Linked DNA regions of Homo sapiens: region 1 is linked to region 2. The links are chromatin contacts, found by Hi-C or POLR2A ChIA-PET in ENCODE. All regions are on one chromosome and are shown on one strand. The core of a region is the stretch at or near the end of the contact, and the rest is flanking DNA. Distances in the headings are between cores, read along the strand shown. Region 1 holds the start of DHDH (dihydrodiol dehydrogenase). Region 2 holds the start of LHB (luteinizing hormone subunit beta).

Evidence for each region. A loop is a pair of places that touch in the nucleus more often than their neighbours do. ChIA-PET counts read pairs that join two places held with the same protein, here RNA polymerase II (POLR2A). Pooled maps may share reads with other maps.
Region 1: a pooled map shows a loop between it and region 2 (4-fold over the local background). The contact joins the promoter of DHDH here to the promoter of LHB in region 2. A Hi-C loop is called at or near these places in 2 of 50 pooled maps. POLR2A ChIA-PET finds 5 or more read pairs at or near these places in 3 of 52 experiments (CD4-positive, alpha-beta T cell, K562 and naive thymus-derived CD8-positive, alpha-beta T cell).

What each region holds. Positions count from the first base shown.
Region 1 is chr19:48,929,820-48,934,948 of GRCh38, forward strand. DHDH (dihydrodiol dehydrogenase) reads left to right here and starts at 3,880. Exons shown (of 7, transcript NM_014475.4): 1 at 3,880-3,992. The coding sequence starts at 3,903. RefSeq lists an enhancer at 3,453-3,954.
Region 2 is chr19:49,014,062-49,020,004 of GRCh38, forward strand. It overlaps LHB (luteinizing hormone subunit beta), which reads right to left and starts at 3,030. Exons shown (of 3, transcript NM_000894.3): 1 at 3,006-3,030; 2 at 2,486-2,653; 3 at 1,919-2,249. The coding sequence starts at 3,020. The coding sequence ends at 2,007. It overlaps RUVBL2 (RuvB like AAA ATPase 2), which reads left to right. Exons shown (of 15, transcript NM_006666.3): 12 at 423-542; 13 at 960-1,089; 14 at 1,511-1,625; 15 at 1,756-1,909. The coding sequence ends at 1,781. SAXO3 (stabilizer of axonemal microtubules 3) reads right to left here. Exons shown (of 5, transcript NM_001396011.1): 2 at 5,848-5,943; 3 at 5,586-5,747; 4 at 4,812-4,939; 5 at 3,907-4,279. The coding sequence ends at 3,907. RefSeq lists enhancers at 3,751-4,045, 3,855-4,778 and a silencer at 4,022-4,211.

The sequences.
Region 1 (5,129 bases), core at 2,630-5,129, 83 kb before region 2:
TGATCCGCCCGCCTCGGCCTCCCAAAGTGCTGGGATTACAGGCGTGAGCCACTACGCCCGCCCTCTTTTTTCTTTTTTGAGACAGAGTCTCACTCTGTTGCCCAGGCTGGAGTACAGAGGTGCCATCATAGCTTACTGCAGCCTCAACCTTCCCAGCTCAAGCGATCCTCCCGCTTCAGCCTCCCTAGTAGCTGGGAATACAGATGCACACCACCACACCTGGCTAATTTTTTGCAGGTTGGTCTCGAACTCTTGGGCTCAAGAGATCTGCCCGCCACAGTCTCCCAAAGTGCTGGGATTACAGGCATGTGCCACCGTGCCCGGCATATTTTCTTTTCAGTGTTTACCTTTTTGCCTCCTCTGAGGTGCTGGAGTGCAGCAATAAGAAAGTAATAATTTTAGGCCGGGCGCAGTGGCTCACGCCTGTAATCCCAGCACTTTGGGAGGCCGAGGAGGGCGGATCACGAGGTCAGGAGATCAAGACCATCCTGGCTAACACAGTGAAACCCTGTCTCTACTAAAAATACAAAAAATTAGCCAGGCGTGGTGGTGGGCGCCTGTAGTCCCAGTTACTTGGGAGGCTGAGGCAGGAGAATGGCGTGAACCCGGGAGGCAGAGCTTGCAGTGAGCTGAGATCGAACCACTGCACTCCAGCCTGGGTGACAGAGCAAACCTTCATCTCAAAAAAAAAATATATATATATATTATATATATATATTTTTTTTTTTAGACCGGGTCTTCCTCTGTTGCCCAGGCTGGGGTGCAGTGGTGTGATCTCGGCTCACTGTAACCTCTGCCTCCCAGGCTCACGCCACTCTCCTGCCTCAGCCTCCAGACTACAGGTGCCCGCCACCACGCCTGGCTAATTTTTTGTATTTTTAGTAGAGATGGGGTTTCACCGTGTTAGCCAGGATGGTCTTGATCTCCTGACCTGGTGATCCACCCATCTTGGCCTCCCAAAGTGCTGGGATTACAGGTGTGAGCCACTGTGCCTGGCCGCTGAGTAGTATTTTGTTGAATCCACTGGCAGCTTAAAGGACATTTGGGCTTGAGCTATGTACAGCTGCTAACACCTGTGCACTGGTTTGTGTGCAAACATGTTATTTTTTCTTTCTAGGACAAATACCTGGGAGTATCAAAATTATTTTTTGATATTTATTATTAAATGATTTTTTCTTTTTCTTCATAGTAATGATATTGTGTCCTATGTGGATTTCCCTCCCCCTAAACCTTTTTTTTTTTTTTTTTTTTTTTTTGAGACAGAGTCTCTCTCTGTCACCCGGGCTGGAGAGCAGTGGTGCGATCTTGGCTCACTGCAACCTCCTCCTCCCAGGTTCAAGCAATTTACCTGCCTCAGCCTCCCAAGAAGCTGGGATTGCAGGCGTCCGCCACCATGCTTGGCTAATTATTTTGTATTTTTAGTAGAGATGGGGGTTTCACCATGTTTGCCAGGCTGGTTTCGAACTCCTGACCTTAAGTGATCCGCCCACCACGGCCTCCCAAAGTGCTAGGATTACAGGCATGAGCCACTATGCCCTGCCCCCTCCCCCCACTTTTTTTTTTTGGTAGAGATGGGGTCTTGCTTTGTTGCCCAGGCTGGTCTCAAAGTCCTGGCTTCAAGCATTCCTCCCATTTGGGCCTCCCACAGTACTGGGATTACAGGCGTGAACCACCGTGCCTGGTCCCATTTGTGTTTCTATTCAGCAGTTTGTGTAAACTTGAAGTCTGTGAATCCATGTGTGACACTCAGGTCTTAATTATTGTCTACCAAGTAAGAGAAAGTGACAATATCCTGCCCTGTGTGAAGCTGGCCAGCCAGTTAGGAATTATCATGTCCCAACCAGCCTGGGAAACTTGGCAAGACCCTGCCTTGATAAAAAGTTTAAAAATCGACTGGACACAGTGTCTCATACCTATAATCCCAGCACTTTGGGAGGCTGAGGCAGGAGGATTGCTTGAGCCCAGGAATTGGAGACCAGCCTGGACAACAAAGTGAGACCTTTTCTGTACAAAAAATTGCTGGGCATGGTGGCTCATGCAGGTAATCTCAGCACTTTGGGAGGCCAAGGCAGGCGGATCACCTGAGGTCAGGAATTCGAGGCCAGCCTGGCCAACACAGTGAAACCCCATCTCTAGTAAAAATACAAAAATTAGTCGGGCGTGGTAGTGGGCGCCTGTCATCCCAGCTACTCGGGAGGCTGAGGTAGGAGAATTGCTTGAAACTGGGAGGTGGAGGTTGCAGTGAGCCAAGATTATGCCACTGCATGATCACCCCAGCCTGGATGACAGAGCGAGACTTCGTCTCAAAAACAAAAAACAAACAACAACAGCAACAAAAATTAGCAGGCTGGGTGCAGTGGCTCATGCTTGTAATCCCAGCACTTTGGGAGGCCAAGGCAGGCAAATCGCAAGGTCAGGAGATCGAGACCATCCTGGCCAACATGGTGAAACCCTGTCTCCACTAAAAATAAAAAAAATTAGCTGGGCATGGTGGAGGGCGCCTGTGGTCCCAGCTACTCAGGAGGCTGAGGCAGGAGAATCACTTGAACCAGGGAGGCGGAGGTTGCAGTGAGCTGAGATCACACCACTGCACTCCAGCCTGGGGATAGAGTGAGACTCCGTCTCAAACAAACAAACAAACAAATAGCGGTAAGTGGGGCACATGCCTATACTCCCAGCTACTCAGGAGGCTGAGGCGGGAAGATAGCTTGAGCCCAGGAGTACAAGGCTGCTGTGAGCTATTATCACGCCACTGCAGTCCAGCTAGGTAACAGAGTGAGACCCTATCTCTAAAATAATTAATAAATAAAACAAAATAATTAGCCAGGTGTAGTAGCCAGTAGCTACTTTGGGTCCCAGCTACTGTAGTCCCAGGTACTAGGGTGGCTAAGGCAGGAGCTAATTCCTTGAGCTAAGGAATTTGAGGCTGCAGTGAGCTATGATTGTGCCACTGCACTCCTTCCTGGGCGACAGAGCGAGACCCTATATCAATAATAATTATAATAATACAGTATATTTTACATAATAGACCATAGAGCTCAATGAATCCTCCTCACAACCCTATGTAGGTAGATGTTATCATGATCTCTGCTTTCCAGAATAGAAAAGTGAGGACCAGAGAGGGCGACCTCTTGTCCAAAAGCAATACAGCCAAGAAGGGGCAAGGAGGGTTTTGAAACCAGTCGGCCAGGCTCTGGGGCTCCTAACAAGCAAAGCAGCCTGGTTTCTAAAACTATAGCTTCTGGAAGCAGCCAATTCACAGGTCTTTACCTCCTGACTGTGAGACCTCCAAAAAATGACCAGGGATCTTGGAGTCTGTTTCCCCCTTTGTGAACTGGGGACAATAGAAGCTACTTCCCAGGTCTGCGGGGAGAAATTAGGAACGAAGAAGGTAAAGCGCAGAGCTGAGGAGCTGGTCTACAGGTGCTCTATACATATTAGTAATAATTATTAAGTTTGCTGTTACAATCCTCTCTCTCTCTGTGAACAACCCCTAATGATGCGTGGCTTTGAGAGCAAAAAAGTCAGGGCAAAGTTTTGCCACAAAGTCCAGAGGGCAAGACATTAAATCTAACTCTCAAGGATTGGTGTTGGCAAGAAAGCAAACCTCTCCTCCCCACGCTGTCCTTACCCCGCGTATCCGACGAGCCTAAAGTCATAGGTAAGAGATCTGTAGAAGCGACGTCAAGGTGTGGTTCCCTCTGTAAGGCGGAGCTAAACGGTGCATTCGCCCAGCGGGGAAGCTAGAACTAAATGACCGCTCTGCCGACTGGAGCCAACGAGAATCGGCGTAGGCGCAATACGGGCGGAGGATGGGGACCCGCCCCCGGGGTGGGCGGGGCGTCAGGTACTTAATTCGCGCCTGGAGGGACCGAAGGTGCCGAGGGCTCCGCATCGCAACCATGGCGCTGCGCTGGGGCATCGTGTCTGTCGGCCTCATCTCCAGCGACTTCACAGCCGTGCTGCAGACGCTGCCTCGCTCTGAGCACCAGGTCTGCCCGCCCTCCGGATTCTGGGGAAGAGGAGGCGGGGGGCGGGACTCCAGAGTCTAAAGGAGGAGGGAGTTTAGGGTTCAGGACTAGTGAGTGGGTCGTCATTGCAGTGAAACGTCTGTTTCCTTGCTACCTCCTTCTCCATCTCTGTTCTGCAAACCTGTGGGGAAAAGAAAGATCAGATTGTTACTGTGTCTACGTAGAAAATGAAGACATAAGAAACTCCATTTTGAACTGTACTAAGAAAAATTGTTTCTGCTTTGAGATGCTATTAACCTGTAACTTTAGCCCCAACCGTGTGCTCACAGAAACATGTCCTGTATTGAATCAAAGTTTAATGGATTTAGGGCTTTGCAGGATGTGCCTTGTTAACAATATGTTTGCAGGCAGTATGCTTGGTAAAAGTCATCGCCATTCTCCATTCTCTATTAACCAGGGGCACATTGCACTGCGGAAAGCCGCAGGGACCTCTGCCCAAGAAAGCCTGGGTATTGTCCAGGGTTTCCCCCCACTGAGAAAGCCTGAGATATGGCCTCGTGGGAAAGGAAGACCTTACATCCCCTAGCCCGACACCAGTAAAGGGTCTGTGCTGAGGAGGAGTAGTGAAAGAGGGAGGCCTCTCTGCAGTTGAGATAAGAGGAAGGCTTCTGTCTCCTGCTCTCCCTGGGAATGGACTGTCTCAGTGTAAAGCGGACCATTCCCATTCCTTCTATTCTGAGATAGGAGAAAACCTACCTGTGGCTGGAGGCGAGATATGCTGGCAGTGATACTGCTCTGTTACTCTTTGCTACACTGAGATGTTTGTGTAAAGTGAAACATAAATCTAGCCTACGTGCACATCCGGTCACAGCACCTTTCCTTGAACTTATTCATGATACAGATTCCTTTTCTACATAGACACAGTAACAATCTGATCTCTCTTTCTTTTCCCCACACAAACCTGAGTGTCTTGAGGTTTGGAAAGGCCTTGATGTAAGCTACTATGAAGATAATTTCAATATTGGGGGATTTAATAACGGCTTTCCCCCAGATCTCTCTTTCCCAGGGCCCAAATGTCCAGCCCCCGTCATCTCTTCCCCCAGGACCACGTCTCCCCTTCCCCTGGCCAGAGCCTCCTCCTTTGCCTCCCTTCCACCC
Region 2 (5,943 bases), core at 1,780-4,279:
AATTGGAGTGTTCACGATGACTTTCTAGAACCTCACTACTGTGAATAAGGGGAACTGACTGTATCCCCTGGCACCAGCCCTGGGCTGGCCCCGCTGCAGCAGGGAACAAGACAGGTGCAGTCCCCTCCTTTGTGAAGCTTTGTGTCGAGCACGGGAGTGGGACCTTGATCCAGTAATCCTGGAGGCAGAGATCTAGCTTAAAGCAGCCCAGCTCCGCGGAAAGGTGCCCTTGGGGGACTGACGCAGCTGTGGAAGGCTGCGTCATCAGGGGTGATGTCATCATGTGACAGGAGACGCGAGCTAAAGGTTAAGTGGTGTTGGGCCCAGTGAGTGGGTGGCGATGGGAGGTGAGAGTGTTCCCAGCAAAGGGAATGAAGAGGGAACATGCCCCTGACAGCCCCCTCTTTCTGCCTCTTCCTCAGAATCCGGGGCACCAGCTACCAGAGCCCTCACGGCATCCCCATAGACCTGCTGGACCGGCTGCTTATCGTCTCCACCACCCCCTACAGCGAGAAAGACACGAAGCAGATCCTCCGCATCCGGTGCGGGCAGGACCAGGCCGTGCGCCTGAGACGCAGGGCTGGGGTCTACCCTGTTTGACAAATGCTGACACTGAGGTCCAGCGGAGTGGCATGGTGGCTGGGCCTACAGGAGAGAGGGCTGAGCGGGCACCCAGACGGTGGCCTCCGATCCGGGAGCAGGAGCCACGGTGGGAAAGGGAGGCGAGGTACCCGTGACTGGTGTTGGGGCCAGCGCCCTGGGGGTGGTCAGGAGGCCTCGGTTTTAGGTCCAGCCCAGCCCCTGTCTCCGTGGCTCTTCTAGCCTCAGCATTCTATGGTTCTAAGATGCAGGCGCCACATATTCCCAGTGGGGAAGGGCCAGAGGGTTGCTGTGGCCACTTCTGCTGCAGTCAGAGGCTGGGCCCCGGCTGAGCCACCCCTGTCCCCCACTGCTTGCAGGTGCGAGGAAGAAGATGTGGAGATGAGTGAGGACGCCTACACGGTGCTGACCCGCATCGGGCTGGAGACGTCACTGCGCTACGCCATCCAGCTCATCACAGCTGCCAGCTTGGTGTGCCGGAAACGCAAGGTCAGCCGGCCGAATTAGCCAGCAGGGCCAGATGGCGGCAGTGAGTGACACAGTACTTCAGGGGCTTCCAGGGTTCCGATTTCATCCTAGAATGTACGTTTTCAGACGCAGGGAATTTTCATCCCTCAGGTTGGCTTCTGTATCATCCAGCCTGGCCTATAGTAGGTATCAGTAAATCTCTCTTGACTTAAGTAGATGCTGTTAGGTCCACCTTACAGATAAAGAAACTGAGGAATGAAGAGGCTGGGCCCACAACAAGGAGATGGCCAGGCAGGATTTGAACCCAGGCAATCTGGCCCAGAATGCCCTCCCCTCACATGCCACACTCTGCTGCCTAGAGCATGGAGGTGGCATACGCTGGGGTCTGTGCCTTGAGCCTCACGGAGAGGGGCCCAACTGAGGACTCGCCCTCCCCCTCCAGGGTACAGAAGTGCAGGTGGATGACATCAAGCGGGTCTACTCACTCTTCCTGGACGAGTCCCGCTCCACGCAGTACATGAAGGAGTACCAGGACGCCTTCCTCTTCAACGAACTCAGTAAGAATCCCCACCCCGCACCTGCACTGCCAGAGCCAACCTCAGAGGGAGGAAGAGGGAGCTCGGCGTAGAAGGCTCAGGCCCTGCCACCTGGGCGACACTGACCATGTGGCCTTCCTTCTCCCCACAGAAGGCGAGACCATGGACACCTCCTGAGTTGGATGTCATCCCCCGACCCCACCCTGTTTTCCACCAGAGTTCTGACACTGTGACTCTGTATAAAATGGTTGGGAAGCTGCACCCACCCTGTGTATGTGTGGTTGCCCTGAGCCCACAGAAAGACACCTCCAGAGTGCGGATTGAGAAGCCTTTATTGTGGGAGGATCGGGGTGTCAGGGCTCCAGGAGTCGGGATGGACTTGGAAGGCTGCGGGGAGGGTCTTTAGAGGAAGAGGAGGCCTGAGAGTTGGGGGTGGTCACAGGTCAAGGGGTGGTCTTTGGGACCCCCACAGTCAGAGGTGCTGCGGCGGCAGGGTCCACAGCGACAGCTGAGAGCCACAGGGAAGGAGACCACGGGGTCCACACCACGCGGGCAGCCAGGGAGCCGGATGGACTCGAAGCGCACATCACGGTAGGTGCACACCACCTGAGGCAGGGGCGGCAGGACCGCCTGCAGCACGCGCATCTGGAGGCCGTGTGAGTGGGGGAATGAGCATGTGCCTGAGGCCAGCGCCTCAGCTGAGCTCCCAAGCTGACCCCACAGGTCCTGGACTCAGGAGCCCAGGAAGCCCTCTGTTCCTGCCTTCCCACACCCCATTCCCCAACCGCAGGCCAGAGAGGCAGACCACCCTTCCTCCCCCGCTGCCTCTGTGGGTCTGGCCCTGAGGTGGCAGCATCTGCCCCTGGCCCCAGGCAGCTCACCATGGTGGGGCAGTAGCCGGCACAGATGGTGGTGTTGACGGTGATGCACACTGGGCAGCCCTCCTTCTCGACAGCCAGGATGGCATTGATGGGGTGGCACCATGGCCGAAGCGGCTCCCTGGATGCCCATGCCCCGCCCATGCTCAGCAGCAGCAACAGCAGCAGCCCCTGGGACAAGGACACTGCTTCACCCAGGTCTGAGACCGCAGCCCCGAGTCCTGGCCTTCCCATCCCGCGTGGTACACCACCCACAAAGACCCAGAGACCCTTCCCGGCATCTCCTATTCAGGACCCACCACCCGGACACCTGCCTTTCAGAGCCCACCCCACAGCCCAGAGGACCTGAGATGCCCCAACATTTCAGATCCCCACCCTCAGGAACTGCCCCACCTGAAGCTTACTGGGGGTCATGCCCCTCCAGAAAGAGGCCTCCTTCCACAGCTCACACGGGTCTGCCCCTTCTCATGCCAGTGATGGCCTGGAAGGAGGTGGAAGGTGCCCAGGGGCCCTGTAGTCTTACCTGGAGCATCTCCATCCTTGGTGCATCCCCTGCCTCGTGTATCTGGCTATATACCTCGGGGTTGTGGGGGCGGCAAGGCCACCAGGAGGTGATAGGATGCTGGGGTAACCTGGACACTAATCCCCCCGGGGGCGAGAGGTGCACATGGCCAGGGAGGCGCAGGAGTGGCTCAGCAGAGCGCCCCAGCCCTCTCCCCTCAGTGGTCTAGCGCCAGAGGTGAGGCAGAGACCACGGTGAAGTGACCTCAGAGACCCAGTTGTCGAGTGCTAGGGACTAGTCGAGCCTGGAGGCACAGGGAGTAGGGTGTAGGAAGGCCTGCCTCTGCCAATTGTGGGGTCTTGGGAGCCAGGAGGAGGCCATGACCCGAGAAAGGTGCTGGACTGAAGCCTCAACCCTCCACTTGAGGCTTTCCTGCACCACAGTCCAACCTAACAGGAGGGGCGCTGCTTCGGACTTAGCTTCTGCCCAGTGAGAGAGGGTCTCCCCGTGACTGTGCTGCCAGGGAAGCCACTTGACCCAGATGCCCCCAAGGAGGGATTAAGCCCGAGCCCCACCTCTCCCTTAGGGACCTCCGCCCACCCTACCCTCAAGCCAGGATGCCCGGAGCGTCCCCGGAAGTGGGTGTGGTTCAGGTGATTTAACTCATTATTTAATACGCCCGCAGGGTGCGTGTCTTGCCCCCGGGGCCACAGCCTGCAAGGACATTATCTGGACTTAGTCCCCTCTCCGTGATGCCGCAGCTGAGTGGGTGTCTGGGCTAGTCCCGCCCCCACGTTGCCAATAGACGTAATGAGTGCGACTCAGGCTGGGTCCGGAACCCTTCCTAGTGAGCGGAGGTCCCGAGCTCCGCTCGGCAGCGCGGCCCTGGGGGCGGGTCTGGGGTGGGGCTGGCCCTGACGGCTCACACCAGCGCCGGCTTCAAGCTGCCATAGCTGGAGTTCTCGGTACTGTAGGCTTTCGGCACGCTGTAGATGCCCCGCAGGGGCTTCCAGTGCGGGCCGCCCCAGGGCGCCTCCAGCGGGCAGAAGCGGTCGAGCCGCCGGAGCGGGTGCAGCAGGGGGCTGTAGGACTCCTGAGCCAGAGACAGGGCTCCCCGGTGCGGCATGGCCGAGGTCACCGGGCTGACGCGCGGCACGCGGACCCGCGGTGGTCGGGGCGGCCGGGAGGAGCGCGGACAGGGCGGCCGCTGCGGGCCGTGGCTCCAGACCTGGGGCGTCTCTTCGAAGCTCCAGTAGGTCAGGGAGTCCTTGCGGGGGTATCCGGACAGCTCCGTCCTGTGGGAGCAGGGCGGGATGGTGAGGATACAGCTGGATCCTTGGGGACGAGTTTCAGACCTCGGGATCTAAGGAGTCTGCACATTCAAACTCCTGCATTTCCAGGCGAGCACCCCTTAGGAAGGACGCGACCCGGCACGCGTTGCCTGCGTTCCTGGGTCCTCGAGGTACTTAACGTCCTGGAAACTGAGCTTTCGCATCCTAGGGAAGTAAAAGGGGACTTTCGCTTCCTTGGGAAGGAGTATCTGGGGGCTCAAGTACCGAAGGAGGCCCTGCCCTCAGATCCGGAATCCCCTCGAGCCGCTGTGCAGGCTTCCTGTCCCTACCGCGGTTCCTGAGAGGTGACACTAAGGACTCCTGGGTGCTTAAAAAAAAAAGGGAGGGGCTGAGGCCTGAACTTTGGTTCTTGCTGCTACAGAAGTCGAGGCTGAGACCACCGGCTCAGGGAATGGGAGCCAGCCCAGGGGCTCGGCGTGCACCGGCCACGGCGGGGGCTGTGCAGGAGGCGGTGCCGAGCGAGAGCCCGGCTTACTTGGGATAGAACCGAAAGTCCCGCGCCGAGGTGGTCAGATAGAGCTGGCGGCGGTCCAGGACGCCCCGGTCGGATACTGTGAAAGGCCGGCCAGACAGCTCGGGGTTCTTCGTCCAGGCAATTAGAGCCTGAGCAAGATTGGGGGAGGAGGCATACCCAAGACATAGATTTCATACCCCATCCCAAGCCCTGGGTCCCGAGTTCAGAATCCCTCTCCTTCGGCCTCGACAGCCATGACGGCCACGGCCCTCACACCCCGCCCCAGGGTTAGAGCCCTTCCTGCCACCCACGCCAGGGAACTTCAGCTTCCTTTCTCATACCCGAACCCTTCCCAGCCTCACCTCCCTAAATCCAAGCACCTTCTGCTGTTCAAGGAACTCAAACCCAAGCCCCCAGCCACCAAAAACAACCTCCCTGGTTCCGCTCTGTCTTAAACCGTCTTGGTGTGGCCACTGGAGCTGAGCTGCATCTTGGGCAGCAACTCCAAGTTACCTCTCCCAACTCCCACCTGACCCCGTCTCAGAATATTCTAGTCTCCTCCCCACCCACAGCCCGCCGTCTAGCTCCGCAGCAGCTTAGGAGCCCTGAAGGTGAGTTTGTAGTCCCTGGTCCTTCTGGCCTGGCCTAATGCCCAGCCCCTCCCCCGGCTCCTCTAACCTCGCGATCCCGCCCCAGACCCTTTAGCCACGCCCCAAAGCCGTGATTCCTTCTGGCCCCGCCCCAGGCTCCCGGAGCTCCGCCCCGTCTCGCCGGCGCCGGCTTCCACCCAGACACCTGGGAAGGACCCCCGCGGTGGTGGTCTGCGAGTTGTGGGGGCTGGGGCCCGAAGTATTCCGGGGCGCGCGGGTCCCCGCTGGGAGAGCCAGTGTACTGCGCCCTCGTCTCGCTGCTCTGGTACTTTGTGGTCAGTGGGAGGCGCCAGCCGCGGTGTCTGAGCTGCGGAAAGGCGACCCAGAGACTCACGTGAAGGAGCAGGGGACTCAAATGCAGTCCCCCGCCCTGTCCCCTGCGGACTCCGGCACTCCCCAAACTTTACCTTTTCTCCTAAATCCTTGATCCCCACAGTCCGCGTGGGGTCTGCAGGCTCTGGGGCTCTGGGCTGGGCGCAGGGCCCGCCATGGGTCTTGGGCAC